Linked DNA regions of Homo sapiens: regions 1 and 2 are each linked to region 3. Evidence: read pairs that join two places in POLR2A ChIA-PET (ENCODE). Cell type or tissue: MCF 10A. All regions are shown on one strand. Each heading gives the region's core, and the rest is flanking DNA. Links, peaks and the distances in the headings are about the cores only.

What was found. ChIA-PET counts read pairs that join two places held together with the same protein. Peaks named below come from ENCODE experiments on the same cell type or tissue, not always from the same donor. Only the 100,000 strongest peaks of a DNase experiment are listed, where the experiment ranks them.
Region 1: POLR2A ChIA-PET joins it to region 3 with 11 read pairs; 2 of 35 experiments call an interaction of 5 or more read pairs at or near these places.
Region 2: POLR2A ChIA-PET joins it to region 3 with 24 read pairs; 2 of 35 experiments call an interaction of 5 or more read pairs at or near these places.

Annotation. Positions count from the first base shown.
Region 1 is chr12:52,395,053-52,406,414 of GRCh38, forward strand. It overlaps KRT82 (keratin 82), which reads right to left and starts at 11,283. Exons shown (of 9, transcript NM_033033.4): 1 at 10,815-11,283; 2 at 8,649-8,857; 3 at 6,237-6,297; 4 at 5,475-5,570; 5 at 4,933-5,097; 6 at 1,831-1,956; 7 at 960-1,180; 8 at 707-738; 9 at 1-143. The coding sequence starts at 11,225. RefSeq lists enhancers at 649-1,150, 1,273-1,442. In MCF 10A, for the core only: no CTCF peak of the experiment used is centred there; no DNase peak of the experiment used is centred there.
Region 2 is chr12:52,384,233-52,393,944 of GRCh38, forward strand. KRT84 (keratin 84) reads right to left here and starts at 1,420. Exons shown (of 9, transcript NM_033045.4): 1 at 808-1,420. The coding sequence starts at 1,353. KRT82 (keratin 82) reads right to left here. Exons shown (of 9, transcript NM_033033.4): 9 at 9,699-9,712. In MCF 10A, for the core only: CTCF peaks have their summits at 6,962 (motif pointing right) and 7,161; DNase peaks (open chromatin) are centred at 6,939 and 7,619.
Region 3 is chr12:52,492,002-52,503,363 of GRCh38, forward strand. KRT6A (keratin 6A) reads right to left here and starts at 1,256. Exons shown (of 9, transcript NM_005554.4): 1 at 648-1,256. The coding sequence starts at 1,187. In MCF 10A, for the core only: no CTCF peak of the experiment used is centred there; DNase peaks (open chromatin) are centred at 1,440, 2,700, 3,630 and 4,270.

The sequences.
Region 1 (11,362 bases), core at 1,472-5,471, 96 kb before region 3:
CCCCTGGGGCTCGCAGGGGACATAGAGTTCACCAGTGCCCACGATGCTGCAGCCCCCATTGCTCCTGAGGACGCCAGTGCTGAGGACAGGCGTGCTGACCCCACATGGCTCGTACAGGAAGGCGCCTTTGGAGCTGCTCACTGCTGTGGGAACAGGAAGGGGTGCTCAGGGCCCCACACGGTGTGGCTCTCAGTGTACTGCCCTGAAACTACTCAGCCAGGCCATTCCTCCCACCTCCTGCCACTCACCTCTACAGACACCCCATTCCAGCCTCCAGCCTCCGCGTCTCCCACCCTAGCCACATAAAGTGCTTGCAAGGTCCCCATGCACCTCTCTCCTTTCCCTAGAGCCTGGGCAAGGCCAGGCTGGATTCAGCTTCACCATTTCTCAGTTTCTACTGGTCCCTCCTTCCTAAGCTTGCTTCAAATCCTCTTCCTCTAGAAGAGCATCCTCTTGTCAGGGTGGTTATTTGTGGCTTCTGGGCCCTGAAGCACTTGGACCATGTTGTTGCAAATCTGCTCCTAGTCTGACTCCCAAAAGATTTGGATAGCCCTTTCCACCAGCCTGGGAGCTCACGGCAGACAGAGCTCTTCCTTTGGGGTAGGGGAGGCATCAGAGGTCTAGGAAGGGGTGGTGTGGGCTGCCTGTGTTGGGGTGATCAACCCCCAAGACTCCAGAGCCAGTGGGGCATGGCTCATCTACTTACAGATATTCACGGGCCCGATGCCTTCGCACAGCCTGGGGATGAGAGGAAAAAGAAAACAGGTATCTACATCAAACAGATGCAGGTAAATGCAGCATCTCCCCGCTCCCGCCCTCATTGTGGACCATGTGCTGCTGTGGGTTTTCAATGAATGTGGGTAGGGGACGGGGTGAGAGATACTAGCAGCCGCCACCAGAGGGCTGGGTAATGGCCATACCTGGTAGCCCATCTTTGACCCCCTCCTGGAGGAGCTCACCTGTGCTCTTCACCCTCCAGCAGGCGCCTGTAGGTGGCGATCTCGATGTCCAGGCCCAGCTTGGAGTTCATCACCTCCTGATATTCCTTGAGCAGGCAGGCCATGTCCTGCTTGGCCTTCTGCAGAGCCTCCTCCAGCCCTGCCAGCTTGCACTTGGCATCATTGAGAGCCGCCTCGCCCTGCTGCTCTGCCTCAGCTATGGCACCCTCAAGTTTGCAGCGCTGTGGGAGGGGCGCAGAAAAGCATCACTGGGGGCCCTGGAGCCCCAAGCCAGACTCGCAGAAGAGCAGAGAGAACACGGGGGTGGCTACGTGCCAGGCTCACATTTGCGAGCTTCATCCTAGGATTGCGACATCTGGTTCCTCCAGGGAACTGGGATGGGTTTTCTGTCTAAAATACCTCCAAGAGAGCGGGGATTTTCCTCTTAAGTATGCTGAGAAATTTCTGTGGGGTTAATATGTTTTAAATGCCCAGCTGGTCTTCCCTAGCCCAGGAGAATGGAGTGGGTCTGATTTTATGAACAACTGAGAGTCACCTTGAATTTCAGGATCATAGAATCACAGTCTTTGGGTCTGAAGGGACCGTGGAGTGCATCTTTTCTATACTTGCACCTAGTGAAGCATCCTTGCTTCTCATCTTTGACATTGGTCACCTCGTTTCTGTTGGGGACCTGACTATTTCCTGTGGCTGCTCATCCTGCTGTGGGTCAGCCCTTTGGTAGAAAGGGCTTGCTTCTGCTTGAGCAAGGCAGCACAAGTTTATTCCCTCTTCAATGGCACTCACAGCAAGGATTGAACCCGCCCTGCACGGCACAGACTGGCCAGTCAGCCCAGGATGGCTGTTGCAGCAAGGAAGTCCTCCCCAGCCTCACCTGGGCTTTGACATTCTCGGTTTCTTGCTGCAGCCGCTGGATCAGTTTATTCATTTCCAGGATCTCGTTCTTACGGTTGCGGAGGTTGTCACAGTGGTTCCCAGCTGTGACTCTCAGCTCCTCATACTGCCAGGACAGAGAGGTCAGAGCCCCAGGCCCCACAAGATGGCATCTCCTAGCCTCTTTTCTCACTGTTCCCAGTCTTTTCTCCCGTGACTTCCTAGTTCAGGTGTTCTCTGGTTCTCATACTGGTTCTGCTCCTTTACCTTCTTCCGCTTCTGGGCAATTTTGGGTCCTTTATGTGGGCTGTTCCTGATTCCCATCTCACCCCATCCCCAGCTCCAGGCTTGTTAGATTTTTCTCCAGCCTCTGAGATCCCCTCCTCTGTTGAGCTGTTCTGTGTCTGGTCCTTTTCTCTGTCCCAGAGCCCAAGTTCACCTGAGGGCTCCCTCCCTTTTAGATATGCCTCTGGAACTTGGAAGGGGTTTCTGTGCTCAGCCTGGGTTGCCTAACAGACCAAGGACTGCCCATTAGGATGGGTCTGCCCATCAGGATGAGAACATTTGTATGTTTTCCACAAAAACAATAAAAAAAACAAAATGCAATTTATGTCCTACCTTGAGGTAACACTTTTTTATAAAAACCTTTGCACTCTGAATCCAATTTCTGAATAGTAGTGTGTACAGATTACATTTGTAAGTTTTAAAAAATTAGCTGACTTTAGATTTTCTGATAGTGAGTGGGAGCATATTATATAGAAAATGCAAAATGAGAGATAAGCACATAATCACACTCATTGGCTCTTTTGTTATTTGGTTACAGTAGGAAAGTCTGCAGTTGCCTAGTAAATATCCATTGTCCTCTTCTTAAAACAGAACCCCTGGCTGGGCTCAGTGACTGACACCTGTAATGCCAGCATTTTGGAAGGCTGAGGCGGGCAGATCATTTGAGGTCAAGAGTTCAAGACCAGCCTGGCCAACATGGTGAAACCCCATCACTACTAAAAATACACAAATTAGCTGAGTATGGTGGTGCATGCTTATAATCCCAGCTACTTGGGAGGCTGAGGCAGGAGGATCACTTGAACCTGGGAGGCAGAGGTTGCAGTGAGGCGAGATTGCACCACTCACTGCACTCTAGCCTGGGCAATAGAGCAAGACTCCATCTCAAAATAAACAAACAAACAAAAAACAAAAATAACAGCAACAGAAAAAACCCAGAACCAAATAGAACACTGCTTTTATTTAGGGTAACAATGAGCCCAGATAAGAGAATATTTCTCAGTCTTCCAATCAATGAGATCTATGACCATGGCTGGGTAGGGCTTCTGGGTAAGCTCTTTAAAGGGGGGAATGACCCAGTTGGCTTTTTTTGCCTCTGTTCTCCTTGCTGCCAGGCGTAAGCATGTGAGATTGGAGGTGCTGCAGCTTTCTTGGAACATGAGGCAACCAAGAGGATGGAGCATGTATTACAGATGGCAGAATGGTGAACTCAAAGGATCCTGGGTCCCTGATGATGTCACAGAATCTCTGTGTCATCCTGGGCAGTCTATTTTGTACTTCAAGCTACTTTAGAAAAAAGTAAAAATTCAATTTTAACTTTTTTTTTTTTTTTTAGAATTTCTGATCCTGGTAGCCAAATGCAATCTTCAACTAATAGAATTTTCTCTAAGATTCTGACTTAGCAGGATGGGAAAATGAGGTGGTTGTAATCCTGAACCCAACATGGCTGATGGTTGTTGCCAGGGGCAACCAGAGGAAGGGCCAGCCAGAGTGAAACCTGGCCGTGGGTGGGTCACAGACAGGTTCACCAGGAGCTGACTCCATTTCAAGTTTTCATACTTCCAACCACCATGGAGCTCCAGAAAATGGGCAGAGCATCACTTTGGGCACTCCCTGGGCAGTGGCACCCACTGCCTTCAGAACAAAGCCAAATGACTTAGCACAGCCCTGCAGATGCTGTGACCTGGCCTCAAGCTACCCCTCCAGCCCGATCTCCACAGCACATGGCACTCCAGGCCCCTCAATTTCTGCTGCTGTGTCCTAGCACCTGCTGCTCAGCCTGGCACACCCTCCCCCCATCTCCCCTTTGAATCTTATTTGTCCTTCAAGATTAGATCAAATGACAACACCTTTGCCTTTGTGACACAATTTGTTCCCTCTGTCATCAAACTCCCTTTACCTGCTGCTCCACCTTTGCAATCACTTCCTGCTAGCTGGTGTTTTGGTTTGGGAAGCACATCCTTGCTGGCCACCCTAATTGAAACTGCACTCCAACACTCCCTACCCTTCCCCTGGTTTATTTGCTTCCTAGCACTTGGTATCACAGTCTAACATACATCCACTGCACTTATGTGCCTTGTTTATCATCCATCACCCTGCCCCTCCAACCCTACCCTGGAACCCAGCTTGTCTCTGGAATGAAAGCGACATGAAGGCAGGGACTAGTGTCTGTTCTGTTCCCTGCTGTGTCTCCAGCTTCTAGAACTGTGCTTGGCACGTGGTTGATGCTGAATACACAGTGTTGAATGAGTGGACCAATGAGTGCATGCATGCATGGCGCCTTTCACAGGCAGGGCAGGAGAGGCTGAGATGATGATATTTGTTAAATCTAATTACCCTTAGGGCCCCCCTGCCCTCCAAGCAAGCCCCTAATTATTAAGTCTGAGGCCATCTTAATCACTGTTTCTGCTCTACCATTAGTAGCCACCCCATGCCACTAGCCTCCTCCCACGCCTCGAAGCTTAGAGCCCTCTTTGCCATCATTACAGTTCAGTAAAACCAATTAGTGTTTACTGAACGCTGCCTACAGGAGCACTTCCAGTGAGTCTGCAGGTAAAAACTGCTGGGCGCCCTGGCACCCTGATGACAGGCCTGGATTGTCCGGGGCGGGGAGGGGTCCCTCCCACGTGCTCTGCAGGGAAGTGGCCTGGGGCCTGGCAGAAACAACAGCAGCTGGGCTTTATGGGATTCCCTGTGTCTGTGGCATGGCGTGGCTCTCATTAGCTCCTCACCCACTTCTGCGGAGAAGGAGTCTGGGGGTCCTCCCCTCCCCTGGTTTGTCACCTCTCCAGTCTCCCTGCCCCCAACCACAGGGCCTCACCCGGCACTGGTACCAGGCCTCTGCTTCGGCTTTGCTGCGGCTGGCGATGTCGTCATACTGCGCCTTGATCTCAGCGATGATGCCGTCCACGTCCAGCTCCCGGCTGTTGTCCATCTTCACAATGACCGAGGTCTCAGAGATCTGAGACTGGAGCAGGCAGATCTCCTGGGGGCAGGGCCCATGTGAGAAGGAGTGAGCTCTCTGAGCGTCCGGGGACAGGAGAAGGGGAGAACCCGTTCTGACCTTCCCAGAGCAGAGTGCATAGAACTCTGCTATGGCTGTTCTGGGCTTCAGTCACCAACTGACTCCTTGTCCCCACCCTCTGGTTGCCCAGAGCTTGGTGGAGACTTTCCCAGAGGGGCCTGTGAGCCATGGCCTGGATGATCCAACTTCTGTGAGTCTCACCGCCTGAGAACGTCTCTACAGTGCGGACCTCTTTCCATGCTTGCCCTGAAATGTACCCACTGGGCGGCCACTCTGCTGCCCTCTCGATCCCTTGGCTCCAGCCCTGACTAACCACCCAAGGTCAGGGCTGTGGGTACCTCCTCATACAGGCTTTTCAGGAAGTCGATCTCCTGCACGAGTGCCTCTGCGTTGGTCTCCAGGTCAGCCTTCATCAGGAAGGCTGTGTCCACGTCCTGCAGCAGAGCAGGGACAGAATGTGACCTGGCTGGGCCACCTCCCAGGCAAGCTGGTGGCAGGGGGAAGGCGTGGGGCTCACCTTTCCTCACGAACACCCATGGGCATCGAAGGGGTGATGGAGCCGAGGTGGGGAAAAAGGGGTCCCTAGCCCTGGGACCCCAGGCCTGGGCCTGGCTTCCTGATGGGAAAGGATCTGAAGGGGGTGGGGCTTAAATGAGCCTTAGCAGCAGCATCTCAGAGCCCACTTTGCAGAGCCTGGGCCTGGAAATACCTGGCTACCTGTCTGAGGAACCATCGCAATTGTATTTGGGGGCTTGCGGCAGAGCTTTTGAGCTTTTGTTTTGGTTTGGCGTTGGCATCTGTCCCATCTCCAGCTGCTCGGGCAGGGTTAGACATGACTTTAACCCAGCTTCGGCCTGCATGAGTGGGGAAGTGGAGGCCAGGCCAATGGCTGGCCTTTTGCAAGGGGACAAAGTTGGGGGAGAGGAGGCCGGCCTTCCTCATTCTCAGAGTTAGTGGGGCTGGCACAGGAGTCTGAGGGGCGAAAAACCCTTTTTCAGAGTGGGTGGGCTGCAGACACGTTTGGACTGAGTTCAGGGCTAGGTGGCCTGGGGCAACGCAGGCCAGCTCAGGGGCTCTGCCTCTCTGAGCTTCCTCCTTACCTTCTTCAAGGCAACAAACTCATTCTCAACACAGGGACGCAGGGAGAGCTCCTCTTCGTATCTGATGGAAAAGGCAGGAAAAAATGCTTTAGTCGGGCTTGTGGATTTTGGAAGAGATCTTGGCATCAGGCCTTTGGGGGCAACTCTGCCTGTCACTGACTGAATGCCCTGGGGAGTGCCCAGGTCCAGCCCTGTCTTGGCAACTCTAGCTCCTCCACCCACTTGAGATGGATGAGTAGCCACTTGTCAAGTTTACTCTTCTCCCCATTCCTCAGGAACCTTCTCCCGCGATGAGTCCTCCCTGGGAGATCCTCCTTAAGGCTACCTTCATTCTCTCTTGCTGCTGAGGAGGTTCACTTCACCTAGTGGCCTCCCTTGGGAACGTAGAAGAAGGCTGTGCTGCTGGCCTAGCTGTTTTTTTCTGAGTCACTGAAATTCCCGGCTGACCCTGTGCATCCTCCTCGCTGGGAGGGTTCAGAGCCTGGCCTCTACCTGTGGTCCATTTGCAGAGGTAGCAATTATCCATCTTACCAGACCCACAGAGACAGCCAGGCTATTTCCTCAGGCTCCTTGGGGCTCCTCAGCCCACTCACCACTCCCCTAAGGCAGAGGGAATTGGTCAGGGGGTTCAGTTTGATAAGCAGCATCAATTCATTAAAAGCTTCTCTGCTTCATCATGTCCATCTCTCTTTTTTTCCAGCAGAACTGCTGCAGCAACGGCCCTGGACTCTGGAGCCTAGCCCCCTGGGTTTGAATTCTGGCTCTGTCCCGTGCAAGCTGTGGGCAAGTTGGGTAAGTGACTTGGCCTTTCTGCCTCATGATGCACAGCTTCGTCATCCATAGAATGAGGCTAACACTAGTTCTGCCTCACAGGGCTGTTGTGAGCTAACATGTCACATGCATTAATACCTGAAGAGCACTAGGACAGTGCCTGGTACAGGCTCTGTACTGTGAAAGTGTTTGCTATTATTCTTAAAATACCAGTTGGACCTCATCCTTCCCCGATTGTCTCACTTTTAAAAGCCAAAGTTCTCATCTTGAGCTGCAAATCCTGTCTCTTAATCTCACCTTGCTACTCACTCCTCAAGAAAGGCATTGCTTCTGCTGACAGGCTGGCCTCCAGCCCTCCCACAGCCTCACTGCATCTCACCTGTCACAGTCTGCTAGAGTTGTCCCCTTCACTTGGCAGGCCCTTCCTCTTTCTTGCCACCCATTCCTGTCCTTTCCCCATTTCCAAAATGGAGGATAATGCCATTGGAATGAGCCATTATCCTCCAAGGGCCAGAGCAAATCGCACCTCCTCCAGGAAGGCTTCCTGGACTCCCGCTCTTTCCCTTTCTTGGGATTCCTCTCCCTTCTTCTCTGTTTGTGTGTAGGTGCAGGTGGTCTGTGCACACTGGACTGGGAAAGAGTTAGCCTTTTTTCTTTCAATAGCACCCACACTTTCTAGCACAGTGTCTGGCATTGAGTAGGCATGTGGTTGACACCTGCAGTGAGTGTCCCCAACACGGCTCCACTTCACTGACCCAAACCCTTATGACCTGTTGCTCTCAGTATATTTGCCCTGTTTCTCCTCAATAGAAAGACACCTGTTTCAACTTGCCTGCCTCTAACATGCACTCCCATAGGACACTGGACTGTCACAAGGCACTGGATTCCCATGGGGCACTGGATTCCCATAGGACACTGGATTCCCATGGGGCACTCAGCCCGGGACCTGGTGAGAAAATTTATCTGGGCCTCAGCCTCTTGAAAGCACTTAATTACCATATGCTTATCAACCACCTACTCCAAGCTGTGAATTAGACCTGGAGCTCATCCTCAGGGGGAGCAAGTGTGGCAGAAGACAAAACAGGAACCACAAAGAACTGGGAAGTGAGGCAGAAGGAGCTAGAGCCTGATATGCAGGGAAAGGGCAGAAGGGCTGTGCAGGAAGCCAGAGTTGGGGGTGAGAGAAAAGGTGGGCTGTGGTAGCTTGGACATGGAGCAGAGAGATGCTGACAGGGGTGTGTCAGGCAGGAGAAGCAGCAGGAACAAAAGCCCGGAGGGAAGAGGCCTGGGGATCTGTCTGTGGAATAGGAAGTAGTTCAGGATCTGCAAAGGCACAACAGGCAGTTTCAGCTGGAAGCTGGAGCTCCAGAAGCCACACATGAAAGAGCTTATTTTACAGAGAGAGAGAGATCTGAGGGCTTTATTTAGGTGGAGTAGTGGGGAGAGAGATGGCAATACACAGTCTCAGAGCTCCTACCGTGTGCCAAGTGGGGTGCCCTGCTGACACCATCCCACCTAACTGTTCTGCCACCCAGTGAACTAAGTTTAGGCTTCCCATTTTATAAATGGGGAATCAGGGCCCAGACTGTTTCTGTCCCTTGCCCCAGGTCCACCAGTGGGGTAAAAGCAGCACTGACTCACTTTTTCTTGTAGCCCTCCAGTGCAGCCTGGAGGCTGCAGAGCTCTGACTCTAGCCTCACGCGGTCCCCGGACACACAGTCCAGCTGCCGCCGAAGGGCGCTGATATAGCCCTCGAAGATGGGCTCGATGTTGGTCTGGCAGCACCTCTGCTGCTGCATGAAGTTCCACTTGGTCTCCAGCAGCTTGTTCTTCTGCTCCAGGAAACGGACCTGCAGCCAAGAATGGAATATCACCAGGCAGCAGAGATCCTGGGGACCATGACTTAGAGAGGGCAATGGAATGAGTTTCTGCCCTGTCTCCCAACACATGGCTACCAGTGCACTAGAATTTGCAAAAATCAGGGTCTCTGCATAGACTGGCATCTGAGGGCATGTGTGTCTGTGTCTCCCCTGCCTGGGAGAGCCTAGTGGACCCCTACTTTCCACTCAGAGGTTGCGTGTTGTAGTGGATGGTACTTCTCCAAGAGGCCTAGGCAAGTCCTGTTTCAGCACTGCCTGCCTGCCTCTCTCTATCCTCGTGACCTTGACCAAGACATCCTGTCCCTTCAAGCCTCACTTTGCTTCCCAAAGCTCCTACCTGGGACAGTGTATGGGAAGGGACTCTGTTAACTTCATACTAGTGTCAGAGGATGTGAAGCTTGGGGGTCGAGGCTTTCCTTTATGACAGCCTAGGGACACTCAGGGGAAAAGACGGATCAAGGGACTCTAAGCTCTTTTCACCTACTGTGCTGCATCCTACATGGCTGTATCTGAAAAAAGTCCAGGTCCTAGTAATGTGGACAGCTGCTGGCCTCCTCCTCCCTTTTCGTAAAGTGGAAACTGAGATTAGGAGTTGAGTAAGTTCACCATGGCCACCCGGCTGGACATTGACTAAGGGAACGTGGTCTCCAGCCCTTGCTCTGGAATTTTCCACATCGTGCATTGTCTGTCAAGAAAACTACAGAAGTATCATTGCCCTACTTCTGGTCAGTGGCTGCATCAACAGGAGGCTCCCAGCCTAACAGAAGGTGGTGTGATGTTGTTGCTAATTCGGGCCCATGTTTTTGGAATAAGTTTATAGCCAGAACTTAATAAGCTTTAGAAATAAAACTGTAAGTTTGACTAAACAAGTTCCTCTGTGAAGCACTTTGGCATATATTACCTCCTCTAATCTCCCACCGTCATTCCTCCCCTTCCTCACTGGGCAGCACCGTCCAAAGGCCAAGAGGTGAATGGCTTGCCCGGGGATTCCGGGTGTAGGAGTAGAGTCAATGCCAGTGGCCAGGGCTCCTGACCTCTGGCCCAGGACTCTTGCCCCTAAACCTTACGGTCACCAGAAACACCAGCTCAAACTGTGGAATGAATCCTCACCCCAAGAGCCTCCCTGGGGCGTGGGATGGACCCAGAGGCTGTTGAGTCCTTCAGCACCTTCAGAAGGCATGCCACATCTTTTCCTGCAGTGGGTGCTGTACTGTAGATGTGGGAATCTGCGCTCTTCCTGCAGTGGGTGCTATACTGTAGATGTGGGAATCTGCACTGTTCCTGCAGTGGGTGCTGTGCTGTAGATGTGGGAATCTGCACTGTTCCTGCAGTGGGTGCAGATTCAGTTCAGCACCTTCTGAAGGCATGCCTTCCTAGCAGCCTTTCAGTGGCTCTGGAGATGACAGATGTAAGACTTTTGTGACCGTCACCCTGTGCCTCTAGCTCTGACTGTCCACTTTCCTCTCATCCCAGGCCTAAAATGATTGGAAACTCTGAGGTCACAGTGTCCATCCTCACCTTCAGGCTCAAGAGTTGTGACACAGCTCAGGCACACAGAAGGCGGTTCTACTGTTAAAGCCTCATCAGGAAGGGCATTTCTCTGCCTCTCTGGTCATTCCTTTCAGTATTGCTTTGGAAGTTCCTCTTATAGTCTGACCTCAGGCAACCTTGGTGATTGGTGATTTTGTCAGATAATATTCAGAGAAAGATGATATATTTTAAGAAAGACAAGGAAGCAGAAATGTTTAGTGCAGAATCTGATCTAACTGGCTTTCAAAGGCTGGTGGTCGTGGAATGTGAGGGAGGCCACTGGATAAACTGAGGCCTCCTCAATGTCAGTCTCCTCCTGGTTCCCTTGGACCAGAACAAGACCAGACCCCAGATCTGCAGTGGGTCCTCTCACGGCCCTGGGCCACTGCCCCCTTACCTTGTTGATGAAAGATGCGAAACGGTTGTTGAGGCACTTGATCTGCTCCTTCTCATCCCTCTTTACCCTCTGCACAGTCGGGTCTATCTCCAGTGCCAGTGGGACCAGCAGGCTCTCATTGATGGTGACAGGGGTGATGCAGGCAGAAGGCCCACAGGTGGCTCCCAGTCGGTACCCGAAGCCAGGCAGGGTACCTCCACACCTGGAGGCTACCCGGGGCCTCCCAAAGCCCACGTTGCACAGGCTCCGTGAGCCAAGGCAGCCCAGAGCTCGGAGGCCCCTACCACCCCCGGGCCGGCATGGCCCCTTGCTCACTGCATAGTGGGTGACCATCCGGGGCATGACAGCCGAGTATGAGCTGAAACTCTGACTGCCACACCTGGAGCCTGGCTGGAAAGAGTGGTACGACATGGCAGGAGAGAGAGGCAGAGAAATGCGGCCCTGGAGGAAAGAACCGGGGCAGGATGATCAAGTCAGGCTCAGCTTCCCCCCTTTTATCTGGTAGGGGGATGGAGGACTGAGATGTGTCAAACCCCAAATCACCATTA
Region 2 (9,712 bases), core at 5,203-9,202, 100 kb before region 3:
ATCCAACATCGCAGATATTCCATTGGCTATGTGTAGAGCTGGAAGAGAACTTACAGACCCTTTACCCCAGCCCCTCATTTTAGAGAGGAAGAACCCAAAACTTACAGAGGTTATCCTTCATTCTCAGACATAACCATTCCATCTCCACATAGACATGGTGTGTGGGATGTCAGTTCTTTTGGGTTATCCACATCACTGTTCCCACTCATCTGCCTGGAAGCCAGTGACTACCAGTGGTCATTCCCTGCAATTTCCCTGAATCTAGGCAACTTGGCCGAATTTTGATACCCCATGTGGGGGTATGAATTCTTCTTCTTTTTTTAATTACTCAACTCCATTCTCTACTTTTCTAAGCCTGAATAGATGAGGCCACTCAGCCTCAGAAACTATGAAAACTTCATAAGGAACAAAAGGATCTCAAAGAATAAAACCTCTTAAGCATATACCAGCCAACACCTGGCTAAAGTCCCAGTGTTTCCAGCCTGTTTCAGAGACATTTCTAAGTGACCAGATGCAACATCTTAGTTTGTCGAGATGCCCTCGAGTTTGGCTGGATGCTCCTCTGTCCTCCAGAAGATATCAACACTGTCGGAATCTATCCCACCATGCAGCTCGTCCTCTGGCTTGGCCTTGCTCTGCAGCAGAGCAACCCATAAAGCATACCACAATGCCTGAGGTAGGCACTTGAAAGATCTGAGGTCAAGGTCAAGTCCCCAGAACCGGGCCAGTTCTTTTTAAGGGAAAGAGCACTCTAGCGCATTTTGGCTGTAATATTCCTAGACCCAGAGATTCAGCTATCATAGGTACCTTGTCAATGAAGGAGGCAAACTTGTTGTTGAGGGTCTTGATTTGCTCCTTCTCATCCTTCTTCACCCTCTGGGCATTGGGGTCAATCTCCAGGTTGAGGGGGGTCAGTAGGCTCTTGTTCACAGTCACAGCTGTGATAGATGGGGCTGCTGGGACTCCAACCCCTCCAACTCTGTAACCAAAGCCAGGGCCACCAAAGCCATAGCCAATGCCACTGCCAGCTCCAAAGCCCAGACCAACACAGCTGTCAGCCCTAGGCCCCAGACCAACACCTCTCCCATCACCAAAACCCATCCCACAGCCAGCACCAAAGCGGACTCCACAGTGGATGGGCCGAGAGCCTACAGCTGCTATCCGGGGTGAGTACGATCCAAAGGTGATGACACTCCGACTACCAAAGCTGCCAAGGCCCCGGAATCCAGGCCCACTCCAACAGGAGACAGAGTTGGCCCGGAAGCGATTCAGGTTCTGTGGTGTCATTGCTGAACAAGAGCTGAAGTTGCCCACCCGGTGACCAGAGCTGACTCGGTAGGAGCGGCAAGACATGATGGCTTCCTGGTTGGGAGCAAAAGAGCAAGTGTAGAATGGGTGAGCTGGAGCTGGGAGTCCCTCTGAGGCCAGTGGAACCCTTGCACCCCTTTTATGTGTGTGGTGATCTGAGGCTTGGCCCCATAAAAATGAAAAAATCCATTTGCAGGCATTTATGAGCTTGGGTAGTTAGCAGAAACTCTGCATGCCTATAACCTCCTTGACAATGAGTTAACTCAGACACACCTAGTCTCATTGGGATGAGGGCTGTAACAGCAAACCAATAAACATTAAAAACACATAAACATATAAACATTATAGTCTTTTTTTTCCCTATAAGTCTACCACAATTGCCATTAAGGGGACATTAATTTGCTTTGGTCATAAATGCAATAGGTTTTTTCACTGTGAGTGTGGCTAACCACCAGAAAGTTAGGATGGCGACAGCTCCAGCAAGAGGCTCACATGGGATGCATCCATGAAGATATAACCCCCTAAAGAGGTGGGAGTGTGTGCACATCTCCAAGTAAGAAGTGATATGGAGAAAATACAGTTTGTTGCATTTCTGCAAATCAATTAAATCATCAAAAAACCTTCTGCCATGTTTTATCCAATATGGCTGTTTAGTATACAAGAGTTGAATCTACAGTAAAGCTCATTTGGGCTAGTGTAGACACATCTGTGATTTGAGACACTCAGAGATATTCATTCATTCTACAGTTTTAGAGTGCCTGCTATGTATCCAGCAGTGTGCTTGCTGCTGAGGGTACAGAGATTACAAAGACAGTCTCTATCTTCATGGTAGTAGGGGAAGATTTATCTTAAATTTTTTTTTTTTTTTTAGAGACATGATCTAGTTGCCCAGGCTGGTCTTGAACTCCTGGGCTCAAGTGATCCTCCCGCCTCCGCCTCCCAGATAGCTGGGACTACAGGCATCCACCACCATGCCCAGCAGAACATTTATCTTGAGGATTTCCAGCAGTCAACACTTTGTGGCATGATTTGAGGCCAAAGCATTGGAAAGTTTCTGTATAGAAAGCTAACTACATGATTTTTAGCCCCCAAATATACCATAGGTGTGATTTATGGGCCTGTCCATTTAGGTTCCTTGAATTATTGATGAATCTTTGGTTAGGATAGAGAGACACAAAGCAATATACATCTGGATAGAAAAGGAAAAGTTCTCAGCAGCTGAATATTATCATTGTTAGCAATATTGCAGCTCTTTTAGGACCCTGAGCCAGGCTGGTGTTTACCTTTTCTATTCTAGTGCATCCTTTGCCCAGGGGAACTCATGTTTGACTGGACGCTTGAGATTCTTTGGGATGCTTGCAATTCCACTTGGAAGGGGATGTATGCTTTTGACCAGAAGCATCCAGCTCATTTGTGCGGTATTTTCTTTTTCCAGCTATCAGCTGTATGTCTAAGGGGGAAATGAAGCAGAAAAACAATAAGAAGTGCATACTTCTCGTCAAGACCACCAGTGGCCTCCATGTTAAATTCAATGGTCTGTCCTCAGTTCTCACTTTCTTCACATAGCTGACCATGCCCTTTCTCTTGAAACACGCTCTTCTTTTGATTTTCGGACACTACACTCTCTCGATTTCTTGCCACACTCTTTTCAGTCTTCTAAGCCAGTTCCTCCTCATATCCCCAACCTCTAGACACTGCAGAGTCCCTGGCTCAATCCTTGGGTATCTATTCTCTTCTTTAGACTCATTGCCTTGGTGATATTATACAGACTCAGGACTTTAAATACCATCTGTTCATTCATGACTGCCAAGGCACAACTCTATCCCAGACCTCCCTACCCCTAAACGCCACACATATATTTTAACCAACATCTCTATTTGGATATCAGATAGGCATCTCAAACTTAATACAGTTGTCCCTTGGTATCCCCAGGTAGTTGGTTCCAGGACCCCTTGTGGATACCAAAATCCATGGATGTTCGTCGAGCCTCCGATATACAATGGTGTAGTATTTGCATGTAACCCACACACATCCTTCTGTATACTTGAAATCATCACTGGATTATAATACCTAATACAATGTAAATGCTATGTAAATAGTTGTTATACTTTATTGACAAGAAAAAAGTCCGTACTTGTTCAGCACAGATGCAATTTTTTTAAGAGTTTCAATCTGCAGTTGGTTGAATCCACAAAGGTGGGAGCCACAGATACAGAGGGATGACTTTATGACCAAAACTGTTCTCCTAATTGTTCCTGCTAAATATGTTCCACTTGCCAACATCACTATCTCTGCAATAGTTCATGCCAGAAATCTTGGAGTCATCCTTTTGTCCTCTGTTTTTTATTTCCCTTTTCCCACATTCAATTCATTGGCAAATTCTCCCTTCAAAATATATCCAGACTCCTACTCCTTCTCACCATCCTGCTGCTCCCATGCTGGCCCAGGCCCATCTCTTCCCACAGGATCTTCTGAACTACACTCCCAGCTGGTCTCCCAGCTTCCTCCCTTGCCCCTTCAGGCTTTTCTTAGCAGCACAGAGTGATCCTTTAAAAACATGTCAGATCATGCCATTTCCATGCCGAAACTCCTCCCATGGTTTCCCACCCATTCAGAGTCAATGCCCTGTAAGACACTATGCAGTGTGCCTCCCTCTTCCCTGACCTCATCCCCTCCACCTGTCCCGCTGCCCACTCTGTTGCAGCCACTTGAGCATCCTGGCTGTCCATCAAACAGGCAGAATGACTCCTGCCTCGAATGCTTACCCCCTTGCTGTTTTCTCTGCTGGGAACCTTTTTCCTCAAATAGCTGTATGGCTGGGTCCCTCAACTCTTCCAGGGCTTTGTTCATATGTCATCCTCTTAGCTTCTATTGGAAACTCCCTGTCCTCCCTGTACACCTGCCCCGCTTCCTTGTCGCCTTAGCATTTACAGCCATCTGAGGTCCTCTTCTTGGGTGGATTTGCCTGTTGTTGTCGTTGACTTGTACTGGCTGGAGCAAAGCTTTAGGAGGCAGACACTGCTGTGCATTTTGCTCTCTGAGGGGTCCCCAGGACTCAGAGTGGGGCACATGGTGGGCATTCTGTATAGTTTCGTTGAGTGAATGGAAGAGGCTGTGAAGATTAAAAGCAGGAGGAGAAAGAAATAGGAAGTATGAAGAACAGGAATTTGGGCATTTGATTTTGCAGATATTTCGGGAAAAAGAGACTCCAAGTTCCCAAATGGACAGGAATGGCCCAGGAGGGGACGGTGGGGCAGAAACTCAAGAGCTCAAAGGAGAACCAATCCAGTTTGTCCCCCAGTTCCAGCCTCTTGGGGTTTGAGCCAGGCTGCTTGAACGAAAGGGCATCCCACTCCTCTGAGGCCAGGCGAGGGGTTCCAGGAGATTGGGGCAGGGGGACCAGAGGCTGTCTGGTGGAGGTGAAAGGGGAAGGGAGTGGGAGGGATGGCCTGCCTAGAGAACCCTGGTGGGGACCCAGAAGATGATATCAATTTTAGAGTCAGATGGACCTGGGTGAAACTCAGATTTGTCACCGACTAGCAGTATGATCTTGGATAGTGCTATACCAAGGGCAGGGTGGTGGCCAGGTTCTGCTGCAGGTGCAGGCACTAGGGGAACTTTTCTGCAGAGAACTTTAAAACCAACCAATCAGCTTATTAACAATTTTCAGCATGCATTGGCCATTCTAAATAATGGTAGTAGTCCCTTCCACCCCTATGGTATACCAATGACCTTGGGGAAATTGTTTAACCTCTAAGCCTCAGTTTCCTCATGTTAATATGGAATATTCCCTGTTTCATAGTATGATGAGGATTGACTAGGAAGTGCCTGGGATGTGCACTGTGCAGTGCCTGGCAGCTGCTACTGTACTCCATTCCTTTCCCTGGCTCTTTCCTCCCTCCCTTCCTCCCTTTTCTTCTCTGTTTTGCACAATCCTCCCTTCACTTCTACACAGTCATCCCTGTTCCCATCCACACCCGCCTCCTTCCTGCTCCCATGGCAGATGCATTCATACCCCATTAGCCATTCCTGTCCCATGTCCCAGCTTCCCTCAACCCTGATCAGGCTGGGTGGGGTGGGGGTAATTGTAATTGGGACCAGTCAAGCATAGTCCCTGCTCTGTGATGAACTGTCACCATCAGCAGTTTGCAGTTTGGAGGCATTATTTCGCCAGACGATGCATAACACAACCCTCAGTCATTTTTTAGGGGGTGGCAGGTGGGGAGAGGGGGCGGAGTTGCCCTGGCAACTTTGGGTAGGAGGTTTTGCTGCTGCAACAGTTTCTTCTTGCTGTTGTCAGTCAGCCTGAGTGTAACTCCAGAGACTTGCGGGCTGAGCCCAGGCTCCGTGGCTGCATTACCATGCCTGGCTGCTGGGTCATCAGGATCCTATCTGTGGAGCAGGGAGGAGGCAGAAACGCTGAGCAGAGGAAAGGGAGGGGAAGGGCTGCCTGAGGGAGGGGGACATCCTGGTTGGCCATGCAGGTTCTGGGAACGCTGTTTGCACTGTGGCTGGGTGTGTGTGTGGGAAAGGGGATGACAGGGGAAGCCCAGATTCTGAGAAGGCTTCAGAGGGCTTCTGTTTAGCCTGGGGACGAGTTTGTGCTGGAGAGAGGCACTGGCTGGAGAAGTTTTCATGCTAAGACCTGCTCCTGCTGGGAAAGGAAGCTTCAGAGTCCCCCCAGCAGGGGTGGGGGTCGGGGGGCAGGGGGTGTGTGTGAGAGGCTAGGTCCACCCTTGCCAGTACCTCCTCCTCTCTCCCCTCTCAGATGAATGAACACGCCTCCCCACGGAAGATAAAGCACCCCCTTCTTGTTTTCTACCCACCCCTCTCACTTCTTCCAGGAAGGATGGTTTTTTCAGGTTTAATGCGATGTCTCACATGGCCCACATGGTTGTCACCTGTCCAGAGTGAAAATGTTGCTCCTGGTAGACATCTAGTTCAGTTTGCTTCAACACACCTTTATTGGTTGCTAATGTGCGCCTGGCATTGCACTTAGGTGCTAGGATGGCTAGGACAGCCTCTTCCAGGTTCAGCGACTCCAAGCACCCCCTCCTCTGCTCAGGGTGCCATTTCTAGAGCCATTTTCCCAATTCCAGCCCCTGCCAGGATTCTTTCTGGGTACTTGGTGACCCTGGCTGGAGTGTGGCAATCGTGGGTGGACCTGGGACCACAGATGTGACTGGTGTGAGGAAGGGCCATTAGGGGCAGAGTCACCCAAGGGAGGGGCCAGGGGAACAAGGAGGAGCTGTGTGGGAGGGAGAGAAACTCTGGTGAGCACTTGAAAGCTTCAGGAGGAAGAGGGCCAGGAAATGGGAGACTTTCTGTGGAGACAGACACAGAAATACAGAGCTCCAGTTCAGGTCCCCCCAGCCTCCCTAGGCCTCTCTGGGTTGTTCCCCATCCTATCCTCACTGGCACATTCTGGAGGGGCTGGGATTAGGAGACTCCAGGCCAAGCCGAGTACAGTGAAACTCTGGCTTCATGCAGACGGTTCTCTTTCTCACCAGGGCAGGGGGCCGGGGCCTGTTCCTACTGTATTCCAGCACCCATTGCAGGGCTGACCCCAGAAGACACTCAGGAGGTGTTTGCTGTGTTGAATGGAATGCAGACATCCCAGCCACCACCAGGAGGCACATCTGTCCCGCCTGTTTTGAATGTCTCCTCTCCTGGGGAGGAAGGGGGAATGGGGACACAGCTGCACGATGCTGGGGAGTCCCTGGTGGGTGTCCTGGAGGGGGTGCCCTGGTCTCTGTGCTCACATCCAGGGCTGAGCGTGGGAGCACACTCCTGGGATGAGCAGTGCTTATGGGATGACTCCAGGCAGCCTCCCTGCCCAGCAGACACTTATCAGGGGCCAGGCACTCTGGAACCAAAATCCCAAAAGGGTGGTTACCAGGCCCCGAGCCTACCTCACCGCAGTGGGGGGAGTCTTCCTTCCCTCTTCTGCTTCATTCTTAGCTCAGTCCCAACACCAAGGTGGGCCGTTTCCTGGGCCTCGAGCAGCCATCTGTGAGATGGGGTGGCCAGTCTCCTTGGAATCTGTTTGCTGACTACAGGGCGGAGGGTCACTCTGGCTCTAGGGTGCTCTGAATTAGTCCTCAGCAGGGAGTGGAGCTGGATCCAGGCCCAGGTCCAGAGAGACGAGGCTTCAAGTGGGAACAAGGCTCTCAGATCCATCATTTCCTTCTCTCTTTCCCAGCATGTGGATGTGCATCCCCGGAATCACACTCACAGGCCCCAGCCATGTGCTGCGTGCCCAGCTGGCAGCTGTGATGCCCCAGCCTGGAGCCTGCTGCTGGCATCCTGCCCAGACAGTCCCGTGGGCCTCCAGGACTCAGGCTTGCCTGCCCCTCCTCCTGGGAGCTTCCAGAGCCTCAGGACTAAGGTGGGACTCTCAGTTCTGTCCCCATGGCCTTCTGCTCTGCCACCATCACAACAGTCCTCACAGCTGTAATTTTGTGTCCCCGGTCTGTATTTCCCGGTAGGCTGTAAGCCCATGGGGCATGCGGCCAAGGCCCCATTTAAAAAAAATAGCCTTACTGAGATATAATTGCTATTACTGTATATAATTCATTCATTTAAAATGTAAGAGTCAATGGCTTTTAGAGTGTGCAACCATCAATACAGCCAATTTTAGAACATTTTCATCACCCCAGAAGAAACCTTTATTTTTTATAAAAAAAAAATGTTTTTTAAGCGACAAGGTCTTGCTCTGTCACCCAGGCTGGAGTGCAGTGGTGCGATTATAGCTCACTGCAATCTTGAACTTCTGGGCTCAAGTGATCCTCCTGCTTCAGCTTCCCAAGTGGCTGGGACTGCAGGTGCAGCCACCACACCGGGCCAAAGCAACCTTTAGCTGTGGCTTCTATGACTCCCCTAAGCTCTGTATTCTCCTCCTTCCAGCCCTAAGCAGCCACAGCTCTGCTTTCTCTGTGGATTCCCATATTCTGGACATTCATACAAATGGAATTGTAAAATAGGTGGCCTTTCGTGACTGGCTTCTTTCACTTTGCATAATGTTTCCAAGGTTCATCCATGCTGTAGCATGTATCAGCACAGGACTCCTTTATATGGCAGAGAATATTCCATTGTGTAGGTGTGCCATATTTTGGATAGACACTGTGACATGTCTACACAGTGTTGTTTCCACATTTTAGTTATTAGGAGTAATGTGATAAACTTTCACGGGCATGTTTCTGCATGGACATAGGTTTCTATCTCTCTTGGATGTATGCCTAAGAGTGATAGTGCTGACTCACCTTGTACCTCTGTGGGGACCACGCTCAGGAACTGCCAGGCTGTCTTCCACAGTGGCTGCCCCATCTTACATTCTCTACCATCGGCCCCACATACAGTGTCTACTGCGCTTTATGGGGTAAACTGGCCGTGACCAGGGCTGTCTCATTCCGCACTGAGTCTCCAGGCCCTGGGTAGCCAGCCCCATAGCAGGTGCTTGAGAGATGCAGAATGAGCCAATGAGAATGTGAAGGAATGGGTTCTGCTGACTATGCTTGCTCTCAGATCTGACTCTAGACTTCCCTTCAGCCCCTGTCCATACAGTCTTCCCTGTGATCCTGTCTCTGACCCTCGCCAGGCAGTCGTGAGCTGCTTCTTGGGGCTCCCATGCTGTTTGGCCCTCATTATTTATGAATCTTCTCTCCGGGAGGCTGAGCGTCCTTCCAAGGTTAAGAGGGAGTCTTAGTCAATTCTGCAGCACCAGCCTCTAATGCAGGGCTTGGCGCAGCATGGGTGCTCTTTGGGGAGAGTGGGGAGTCATCCCAACTCTCAGGAGAGGGGAGCCATAAGGGGGAAAGCACCCCCCAGGAGGGGCTGTTTCAGGGGGTCGGTGAGGCAGAGGAAAGGGGACTGAGGCCTCACAGAGGGTGGAAGCACCGCCGCCAAATCTCCAGGTCTTGGGCTCTCTAAATGGGGAGAGGAGACTGGAGTGTCCTGGTCCTCCTCACTCCATGGGCTGCCACCATCTTCACTGCTTTCCTGGAGCTGGGGGTATCCAGGCACTGAGAATGGTTCGGGATAGGGACAGAGCCTAGGGCTTGGGGGCTGCTAAGTCTAGACACAATAGAGGACCCCAAGGATTTTCTCTAGGATGTGTATAGGACACCATGTAGTGAGGAGGCCTGTGTGCAATGGGCTTGTGGCTTTTAACATGGCAAGTGACTTGCAAACCATTGGGGTGTGACGTGCAGGTTTTAAGTGTGATTTGTATAGAGCCCTATTTCTTCCACAGGCAATTTGCAAATTATTTACATGTAGTGTTTCTGTTTGTATAATAGTCTTCATTTCTGTTCCGAAGACTCCAGTCCCAAAAAGCTGCTCACCAGTTCCCCCTCAGCCTTATCACACTTTCCACAGAGCAGAGTAAATAATCCTGATTGCTATA
Region 3 (11,362 bases), core at 359-4,358:
TTCTTTTCCCAGCCAAAATTACAAACATAGTTATAAAATAGTATTCATCTGATAAATTTTACACAGTTTTTATTACTGATAGGACCTCAGTTAGAAGAGATGTTAAATGTTGCCCAATGATTTGATTCCCGTCTTATTTCCCATTTGTGCAAGTCTCTCCTCTAAAACATCCTGATGTTATGGTCATTCTTTGTTTTGAGGATTAATTAACATTTCCACATAACGTATAAACGTTTTAAGTCTTTTTTTTCTTAATCTAGCCAAAATATCCTTTCTTTTGTTTCCAATATTTTTTCCTCTTATCCAGACCCCAGAGTGTAATTTACCAGCCCGTGTACTCCTGGCATTTTCTTTGACGCTTCAAAGGGAAGAGTTAACCTACTCCATTCTCTGATGGCCTCATCTGTGCTTCAGGGTTATGAAAAGTTATGGTTCTCCCTAGGCAGGAGTGAGGGCCACTCCAGAGATCCCATGGGGGAGTGATGCCCATCCCTGCTGCTTGCTGGGCACCAGCAGCCATCTGCACTCTCTGCAGAGCTGGGCTGAGTCCTCTTCTCCCTCCCTCCTAGGTCTCCCTGGCAGGAAGGTGTTGCTCCTCTGGTCTGGGGACCCTGAAGTGCCCCATGGAGGGCATGGCACTGGCTCACCTTGTCGATGAAGGAGGCAAACTTGTTGTTGAGGGTCTTGATCTGTTCACGCTCCTCAGCCCGCACCCGCTGGATGGTGGGATCGATTTGCAGGTTGAGGGGAGTCAGGAGACTCTGGTTGACGGTGACCTCTTGGATGCCTCCAGGGGGGCACACAGGGAAGCCAGGGCCCCCAAAGCCACCAGCAAGGCCGGCTCCACCACCCAGACCAAAGCCAATGCCGGCTCCACCACCGAAACCAAATCCACTCCCGGCGCCACCAAAGCCATAGCTGCCTCCGGCTCTGCTGCCATAGCCGCCACTGATGGCACAGCTGCCCCCTCCAATGGAGATCCTCTTGGAGCCCCCCAGGCCATACAGACTGCGGCTGCCAAAGCCAGCTCCTCCACATGCACCACCCAGGCCACCACTGCCCCTGGAGCGGGACACGGAGACGCTGCTGAAGCCAGAGCGGCTGACCCCAGGGAGCCTGGCTGAGTTGGCACTGAAACCCCGGCGGCTGCTGCTGTGGCTCCTGATGGTGGTGGATGTGCTGGCCATGGTTCCAGGAGATGAGAGAGCTGAGGAGAGTGTGAGAGGCTGGAGGAGAGAGGGAAGAGAAGCAGGACTAGGAATCAGGCTCGGGGCAGCAGCTTATATATGGAGAGCATGGGCTGGGCCCAGTCCTGGAAGGTGAGCTTGCAGGTTGGGAAGGGCTGGGCTTTACCAACAGTGAGATCACACCCAGTTTCTAGAAAGGTATGAAATATGAAGATTGCTTTTTGGCTTCCTTTAGTCATAGAGAAATTCTCCTGCCTTCCAGCCTTGACTTGATCCTAACACAATAAGCCCGGGTATACATTCACTGAAGTCATGAGTTAGTCATGTCCTCAAACAAAGGAGACAAGGAGCTGATCTGTGATAATTGTCCCCTCCTTCTTCTTCATCAGACACTCCCTGTGTGCCCCCTTCCCACACAGGTTTTCTACTCCACTTGCACCAGCCTCACCCTCTGAGTGGGATCCTTCCTGAGGGCGTATGGGCATTTGCCCGATGGCCTGAGCAAGAAGTAGCCTGTTGTGTTTTTTCCACTGCATTTGGACCAGTTCTTCTGGAGCTCCTGGCTGTCCTCCCTTGTGTCCTGGACATAGGAACGGGGTCTGCTTTGGGGATCTAACCCTCCTTTGTCAGGCAAGAGGGACAGAGGAGTTGAGTCTTTACACTGTAGGAGCAACATTTGTTCTGTGTACTGTGTGATCACCTGCCCACATGCCGTTTACCTAAAATGAAGGGAGCAGACATTGCCCAGGGTGCTCAGAGACCTGACTTCTGCCAGGAGTTTCTTTCCATATCTGCACCTCTCTCTCCAGTGCTTGCTTTCCTATTGAGCTTAGTCTCATGTAAATCTGCCTTTCCAGTTGAAATTTATAGACACCTTCTCCCTGCTGTTTTGGAGCATTTACATAGAGCTTAATTTAAACAACGGAAAATGAGTGATATAAAAATCATTAAGGAATTCACTGGATTTTTATTCCCACAGATTTTGACATTTCTTAAGAATCAAGAGTCAGACAGTTTAATTGGGTGTGTAGGGAAAGTCAAGGGGCATATGGAAGCTGTGAATCATAAAATTGTGCCCTTACAAGTGTGATGATGTAACATGTCAATTCCACATTTTAATTTCTGATCTCAGTGCTTGAAATCTCAAATCCATATACACCTTCTGGGAGGGTGGGCAGGCTGACAAAGGTGAGTGTGCTTGGTTTACAGAGGAATGAGCTTCACTTCTCCAGTCCATGCATTAAGCACTGTGCATGAGGAGAATGGAGAGCAATCCTGGGCAATATTGTTCTGTGAGAACCTATGGATAAATGAGCAACCGCAGGAGGAAGAACAAACTCCCATGCTAAGAAGAGCCTCAGGAAAGCTCTTGTTACTATTTTAAAAGCAGTCCCATTTCTCCAACATTTGGAGGGGGGGACACAGCATCCAGGAGAACAGGGTGTTCCCTGTCTAAAGGAGGTGCTAACTCAGCGTCTGGCAAGAACGAGATACCTTCTCAAGACAACGGAAGCAGCTCCCCTCCCTCCACCCTGGTTGCACAATGGTTGACCAAGAATGTGCTTCCACCCAGTTCTGGGAAAGAAGTGTTCCTTCTGGTATGTGCTCCGACCCACTCTACTCTCTTGGGATAGAGGCTTTAGGCTTGGCATGAATGATGCTAGGATGGGTAAGAAGGGTTGGCAATTCAGGTGGGAGCTATATGCATTTACCCAGTGTCCTATGTCTGTGTCAATGTCCAATGTCCACGGCTGCTTTCACACTACAAAGACAGAGCTGAGTAGTTACAACAGAGATTGTATGCCCTGCAAAGCCTAAAATAGTCACTATTTGTCCCTTTAAAGAAAACATTTGCCAACCCCTGGTTAAGAGCATGGACTTTGGAGACAGAGGGCTCAGGTTCATGACCAAGCACCTGGGTGTCCCTCTGCACTTTCTTAAACCCTTTGTGCCTTGTTTTTACACCTGTAAACTGGGAGTGAACATAGCACCGGCCTCAAAGTGCTATTGTGAGGCTTCAGTGAGATAATTAATTGAAGGTCTTAGCAAGGCATCTGGCATATAATTTCTCACCGAAGGTAAGCTAATATTATCATAGGAAAGTATGAAGACATTTTGTATGTAGAGGCCCACAAGAAGCGTCAAGAACAGGGACACAAGTGCAGGGTATGTGTGTGGGGGAGGAGGGTGGTTCAGAGACCGGTAAGAGAAATGAAACCAACATTGCAGGCTTGTGCCACATTAGTAAGGACTTAGGAAGCCATGTATAGAGGTTTGCCCTGCTCCCAGATGCCACACAGAGCCGCAGAAGGCAGAAGAGCAACAGGATCAGAAGAGCAATTTGCAAGCTTGCAGCCACTCTGCTGAGCAGCAGCATGGGGCAGACAGAGCTCCGCCCAGTGGGGGAGGCAGCATGTTGTCTGAGTGATTGGAAGGAAAGGTGGTTGGAGAGAGGATCCAACCTCTGAGTTCTTGGCAGGAGCCCAGAAGACTGCTCTCCCTCTTATGGAGTCAGGTTCCCCTGCCCATCCTCTGCTGGGTCTCAGGCTGTTCTCTGGGGTACACACACAGGGGCAGCTGCTATTAACCAGCAGTGCCAACTGCATCAGTTCCTTTTTCACTAATGAGTTCCTGTCTTTTTAAGTGTGGGGGTGAACTCATCCCTGAATAAAATATGTAATGTAATTCATTTAGTCTATCAGAGGATGGTTTAACTTCAACATCTTATTCAATCTAGGCTTGGTGTGTGCATCAGACAGCACCAGCAATATAAAGTGCCATGTTTAATTTCCTGACACCAGTGTATCTCCTTTTGCTAAATTTATATGACATTCTCTTATATATCTACTAAGAGGTTTTTTAAAAAAATTCCCATTCCCAGCTGCCAGGCATGCTCTGGGAACCAAGTCCAGTGACCCCATAGAGTGAGGTCAGCTGGGAGGACTCATGAGAGGTGATGAAGGGCTTCTAAGACAGTGGAGGGGGAGTTAGAGAGGAGGGAATCCTGCTGCTGCCGGAAGATCTATTTCTGATTCCACTTCTTCCCAGGCCCCACCACCACTAAAAGGGGAAGTTTGCACCTGGCTCATTTGCCATTGATTGTCTATGTCTTTCTTTGTCCTGGTGTGGGAGGTGCCTGTTGTTCCTGGCCTGCTTTCAGACAGCTGCCCTAGGCTGGGCCCTGTTCTTTTCTCTCCTGTGAGTCCAGCCCTCTCTGCCTCTGAGTCTACCTCTGCCAGCGACCACCTATCCCAGGAGAGGGTCATGTTCATAGGCAGGCCACCCTATCTACCCTGGATGGTTATTCTCAGGTGAAACCTCTCTGGTGACCATGGCTCATGTCCCATGGTGGTGCCCAGAGGTGTTCTGTTTCCCTAGAAGAGCCGAGTGGGGAAGGCACAACCTTCATAAGAAGATTAGAACAAAGGGTGATGGTTCAGGCAACTATGTGAGAGAAACCAAAGCACGCAGGATGAGTAAGCAGGATGACAGCCAGCCTCCTCCCCAGGGGACAGCTGAACCCAGCCTCTTCCTTCTGCCGGGAGAGCCTCCCTTCAGGTGGGAGCTGTCTCTGATTGCCTTGGAATGCAGAATGCCTTTGTTCCAGGCCCAGGGATTAACCTGCACTCTTGAGTTGTTCCCAGTGTGGAGGGAGGACAGGAGGGAGCTCCTGAAGCCTGAGCTCATGGAAAGTCTGCCTCAAAGAGGATTTGCCTAGGCGTTCTGCCTCCCAGGGTGGAGTTGGCAGATGAGAATGAGGGAGAGGCTATTGTCATCATCATCAAAAGCTTTAAGATTCAGTGCCTAATCTTGCAAGCCACAATGCAGGATGATGCTGCTCAGAGGGAATCCCAGCGAGCCAGGCCTGTCCCTAGGGAGCACCCACTGAAAGAGAAATACTGGCAGCCACACGTGTAAGCAACATAGACAGAAGCACGAAGGCTAGTGTGAGATGTGCAGCCTTCTATGGTAGACCTAGTGGTTTAGAGAGTCTTGAATCCCTCAAAATTGTTTTACTTAGTAATCATGTTGTTTATGAATACTCAGTATGCACCTAGCTCTGGAGCTTCCCTTCTGTTTCTCAATTTTCACACACACAGTCCGTTTATTTTTTTTTATTTTTTTTTTGCAGAGAACATTGACAGCATTGCCTATCTGAACATGATCCATGAGTGGCTTTCTCTACAGCTGCAGGAAGTCTCACAACTCCATTTTCCAGCGGGATGGGGCTCTATCTCAGGTCAGTTGTGGAGTCCAGAGGTCACTGGAATAACATTTTGCACAGGCCAACCTGCCCTTAAAAGTGTGGTTCCTAAATCCCCAGATGTCACTCCATGTGACTTTCCCACTGAGGATACATCAAGAACCTCTTCCTCACAGACTTGAGGGATGGAGGGAAGCATTGTAGCTGCCACTTCAACCATCAAAAGTAGATTATATGCCTGGAACGGTGGCTCACGCCTGTAATCTCAGCACTTTGGGAGGTTGAGGCAGGTGGATTACTTGAGTCTAGGAGTTTGAGAGCAGCCTGGGCAACATAGTGAGACCACATCTCTACTCTCTACAAAAAGTACAAAAATTAATGGGGGATGGTGGTGCACACCTGTAATCCCAGCTGCTTGGGAGGCTGATGTGGGAGAATTGCTTGAGCCCGGGAACCAGAGGTTGCAGTGAGCTATGACCATGCCACTGCACTCCAGCCTGGGCAACAGAGCAAAACCCTGTGTCAAAAAAAAAAAAAAAGTGGATTTTGACAAGGAGCCTGGAGTGAACTGGAAACAATCATTAGCCTACAGGATTGATGCATGTTCTGTGCTTCGAGGGGCAAATATTGAGTGTTTGCACAATTACAGAAATTACTCTGATGGCTCTCTACACATTGAGTTTGACGCATGTTCATATAAAATGTAGTTACCGAGTGACATATTTTGCATGTGTCCAATCCGTCTTGACTCACCCTGTGCATGCTGGTACTGGGTAAGTAGGTGCACTTGGATGTTTACATCACTGGAAAGCGCACAACTGGGCTGGGCACTGACGGGCATATTTGGAAGAAGGGGACAACCTTTGGCTTTCCTGATCCGTGTGGGGACACTAGTTAGAGGAGGAAGAGCAGTGTGTATCTTATGAATGAGGCATTTTGATGATGGGAGGCAAGAAGGGAGGTTGGAAGTGCAGAGAAGTGCTTTCGGAAAGATGAGAAGGCGAGAAAGGGACAGGCTGCACAACAGGACAAGGCAGGAACCCTCCTCTGTGAGCAGGAGATAGTGTGCAGGTGAAGGACCAGGCTCTCCTTCTGTCACGTGGCTGAGGTCCTTGATAAGAACAGGGTTGAAGGGAGCCCTGCCAGCCTTCCAGAGAGACCGGTAAAAACTGCAAGAAGAGTTTCCAATGGACTGGTTTCCTTTTCTCTCCACTGCCTTCCCCAGTTCCCATCTCCCTTCTTATCCCATCTCCACTTTGAACTCTGGTTTCTACTTCCTCACTGCTGCAAGGCTCCCCTCACTACACAGTCTAATTTTTTTTAAGTATACTTGGGAAAAAATATTTCAACTATCCCCCAGTGACATACCCAGGGCCTGGCTTAAATAATGTAAAAGATAGGATGAAGTGAATTCTTACAGAGGGATGTCTCACTCCATCGGCCTTCTGGTCAAACACCCTTTATTTCAGGAAAATATCTGGTTAATTCAGGAAAATATTTCAGGGAAAATATCTGATTAATTATGAGGTAATAGGTAATTCCTCCACATTTGGAATGATCTGGAGTAATTCCCACCTATAAAATTTACTTTCAAATCATTTTACTCTTAGAGTACAAATACCCTAGAAAGCAAGCCAGTCTCCTCTGAGATTTCCTGGAATTTCCTGGCTGCTTCCATCTGTTAATCTTGTATAATTTCACTTTAAGCCTAGGGGCAGGATTAGCGACAGATCATTGATATTCTGGCAGAAGTCTGTGGAACTCATGTTGCAAGTGAGGCCTCAGGGGGATCTGATAAATTTAATTTCCTTCTCTTTTTCCTCTTCCCTTCCCTCAGCTGTTTCAGGGAAATAGCCTGAATTTTTCCAGATAGGCACAGAGGAACACACAACATGGCTAGGAAAGTCTGGACCTTGTGGCAGAAACTGTAGATTGGCTAATCCATCCACAAGGAGGTTCCATTCCTAACACACGTCTTTCTTTCCTATCTCCACTATAGAAAGAGGAAAAGTGAAATCTTCTTTCTCTCTTTATTTTTATTTTATTGCATATCATTTTATTTCATTTTTTAGAGATGGAGGTCTTTCCCTGTTCCACAGCTTGGCTTGAAGTGCAGTGGCACGGTCATAGCTCACTGCAGCCTCCAACTCCTGGGCTCAAGTGATCCTCTGGCCTTAGCCTCCCAAAGTGCTAGGATTAAAGAGAAGTTCCACCATGCCCAACCACTTTCTCTTTTTAAGAAAACAGTTTTGTTTATTGAGGTAGAATTTACATACAGTGAAATGTGTAGCTCTTAAGTACAGAGTTCAATCTATTTTGAAAAATCCATGCACCTCTATAAGTCACACCCTATCAAGGTATAGAATATTCCCATTACTCCAGAAAATTCTTTTGTGCACCTTCCCTATGAATCCCACTGCACCAAGCAAATACTGTTTTGATTTTTCCACCAAAGAATCATAGGGTGTATGCATACTGCACATGTGCCATTTATATACATGCTGTATGTGTCTGGCTTTTTTCACTCAACAAAATGTTTTTGAGATTCATCCAGGTTGTTGTTCGTATCAGTATTTCATGCTTTTTTACAGCTAAGTGGTGTGCTGCTGTATGAATATACCACAGTTTGCTTACTCATTCCTACAGATGAGTTCCTGGGATAGTTCCAGTTTGGGGTTACTGTGAATAAAGCAGTTATGAACATATTTGTGAATATTTCTGTGGGCAAATGTTTTCATTTTGCTTAAATAAATACCTAGAAATTGAATTGTGACATCAAGGGTCAATGTGTATTAGCTTTCCAAATTAATTGTACAATTTTTTAAAATAGACTTTATGAACAACTTCAGGTTCATAGCAAAATTTAACAGAGACTACAAAGAATTCTCATATAAACCCCACGCCCACACACACACATGCATAGCTTTCTCATTATCCACATCCCCCACCAGAGTGGCAGATTGGTTACAATTGGTGAATCTACATTGATGTGCCATTGTTATTCAAAGGTCATAGCTTACATTAGAGTCACTTTGGTTTTGTACATTCTATGGGTCTTTTAAAAATGTGTAATAACATATATCCACTGTGGCAGTTTGCCACGGTTACCATGGGACTGAACCAAGGGGGACGAACGTAGAAATGAAAACTTAAGACAGAGAAACTGTTTTAAAGAAGGAGTCCAGGGGAGAAGAGAGCTCCATGTTTCTAGTGAGCAAAGGCAGCCCGCTGAGCTTCCACAGCCCTTCGTATTTATTGTGTAGAAAGAGCAGGGAGGAGGAGGTAATGATTGGTCAGCTGCTTAATTGATCACAGGTTCACATTACTGTTAACAGGTGTCAATTATGCCTAATCACGAGAAACACTGCCAGCGTGACTGCCCTCAGCATTCCTTCTGGGTGGCAGATGCAGTTTGTCAGTTTGCCAACAACCTGCATTCATGAGACTAGTTTGCTGTTTACTCATACAGCCTCCGGTGGTATACTGAGTTGATCACGACCCTCACTCTTTCAGCCTGCAACAACCCACCATTATAGTATCATACACAATAGTTTCACTGCCCTAAAAATCCTCCTGTTCCACTTACTCATTCCTTCTTCCCCCCTAACCATTGGCAGCCACTGGGCTTTTTATGGTCTCCATAGTTTTGCCTTTTTCAAAATGTCATGTAGTTGGAATCATACAGTATGTAGCCTTTTCAGACTGGCCTCTTTCACTTAGCAATATGCATTTAAGGCTCCTCTATGCCTGTTCATGGCTTGATAGCTCATTTCTTTTTAGTGCTGAATAATGAAATTCTATTGTATGGATGTACCACAAATTGTCTATTTATTCAGCCAATTGTCTAAGCACCCATCTTGGTTGCTTCTAAGTTTTGAAAATTAGGAATAAAGTTGCTATTAATATATATGTGCAAATTTCTATGTGGGCATTAGTTTTCCATTTCTTTGGGTAAATATGAAGGAGTAAAACTGCTGGATTGTATGGCAAAAGTATGTTTACTCTTTTTTTTTTTGAGACAGAGTCTCGCTCTGTCACCCAGGCTGGAGTGCAGTGGCGCGATCTCGGCTCACTGCAATCTCCGCCTCCTGGGTTCAAGTAATTCTCCTGCTTCAGCCTCCTGAATAGCTGGGATTACAGGCAAGCGCCACCATGCGCGGCTGATTTTTGTATTTTTAGTAGAGACAGGATTTCACCATGTTGGTCAGGCTGGTCTCAAACTCCTGCTCTCGTGTTCCGCCCACCTCTGCCTCCCAAAGTGCTGGAATTACAGGAGTGAGTCACTGTGCCCGGCCAAGTATGTTTACTTTTGTACAAAACTACCAAACCGTCTTCCAAAGTGGCTATACCATTTTGCATTCCCATCAGTAATGAATAAGTGTTCCCATTGCTGCATATTTTCACCAGCACCTGGCATTGTCAGTGTTCTGGATTTTGGCTATTCTAATAGGCATGTTGTGATACTTCATTATTGTTTTAATTTGTATTTCTCTGATGACCTATGATGTTGAAAATCTTTCATATGCTTACTTACTATTTGTATTATCTTCATTGGTGATGTGTCTGTTAAAGAATTTGGTCCATTTTATAATCAGGTCGTTTCTTACCGTTAATTTTAAGAGTTATCTAATACATTGTAGTTTGAATAAGAGTCCTTTATCAGATATGTCTTTTGCTAATATTTTCTTCCAGTCTGTGGCTTGCCTTCTCATTTTGGCAGTGTGTTTTGCAGAGCAGATTTTAATTTTAATGAGGTCCAGCTTATCAATTATTCCTTTCATGGATCATGGCTTTGGTGTTGTATCTTAAAAGTCATCACCATACCCAAGGTCATCTAGGTTTTCTCCTATGTTATCTTCTAGGAGTTTCATAGCTTTGCATTTTACATTTAGGGCTATGATCCATTTTGAGTTAATTTTGTGGAAAGTGTAAAGTTTGTGTTGAGATTCATTTGCATGTGGGGTATTCAATTATTTCAATAGCATTTGTCTTTGCTCCCTCATATTGCTGTTGTTTCTTTGTCAAGGACCAGTTAACTATATTTGTGTGGGTCTAGTTCTGGCCTTCCTATCATGTTCCATTGACCTATTTGTCAACTCGTTCACCAACACAACATGGCCTTTATTACTGTAGTTCATTGTAAGTCTTGAAGTTAAGTATTGACAGTACTCTGACTTTGTTCTTCAATATTTTGTTGGGCCATTTTAGATCTTTTGCTTCTTCATAAAACTTTAGAATCCATTTTTTGGTCTACAGAAAATAACTTGCTGAGATTTTGATTGGGATTGCATTGAATCTGTAGATCAAGTTGGGAAGAACTGACATCTTGACAATATTGAATCTTCTTATCCATGAACGTGCAATATCTCTCAATTTATTTGGTTCTTTGATGTCTTTCATCAGAGCTTGTAGTTTTCCTTATGTAGATATGTATATATTTTGTTAGATTTATACCAACTATTTCATTTTTGGAGGTGCTAATATACGTAGTATCATGTTTTTTATTTCAAATTCCTATTGTTCTTTGCTAGTACATTGGAAAGTGATTGACTTTTTATATTAGCCTTGTATCATGCAACTTTGCTATAATCACTTGTAAGTTTGGGTAGTTTTTCATTGCATCTTTTTTTCTACATAGACAGTTATGTCATGTGATCAAAGTTTTATTTGTTCCCACCCAATTTGTATAACTTTCATTTCCTTTTCTTGTCTTATTTCATTAACTAGGACTTCCAGTTATTTTGAAAAGTAGTGATGAGAGGGGAAATCCTTGCCTTGTTCCTGATCTTAGCAGGAAAGCTTCTAGTTTCTCACCATTAAGTATAATCTTAGCACAGGTTTTCTGTAAATGTTCTTTATCAAGTTGTAAAATTTCCCCTCTCCTCCAAGCTTACTAAGAGTTTGCATTATAAATGGTGTTGGATTTTGTGAAATTGTTTTTCACAATACACCTATTGATATAATCATGTGT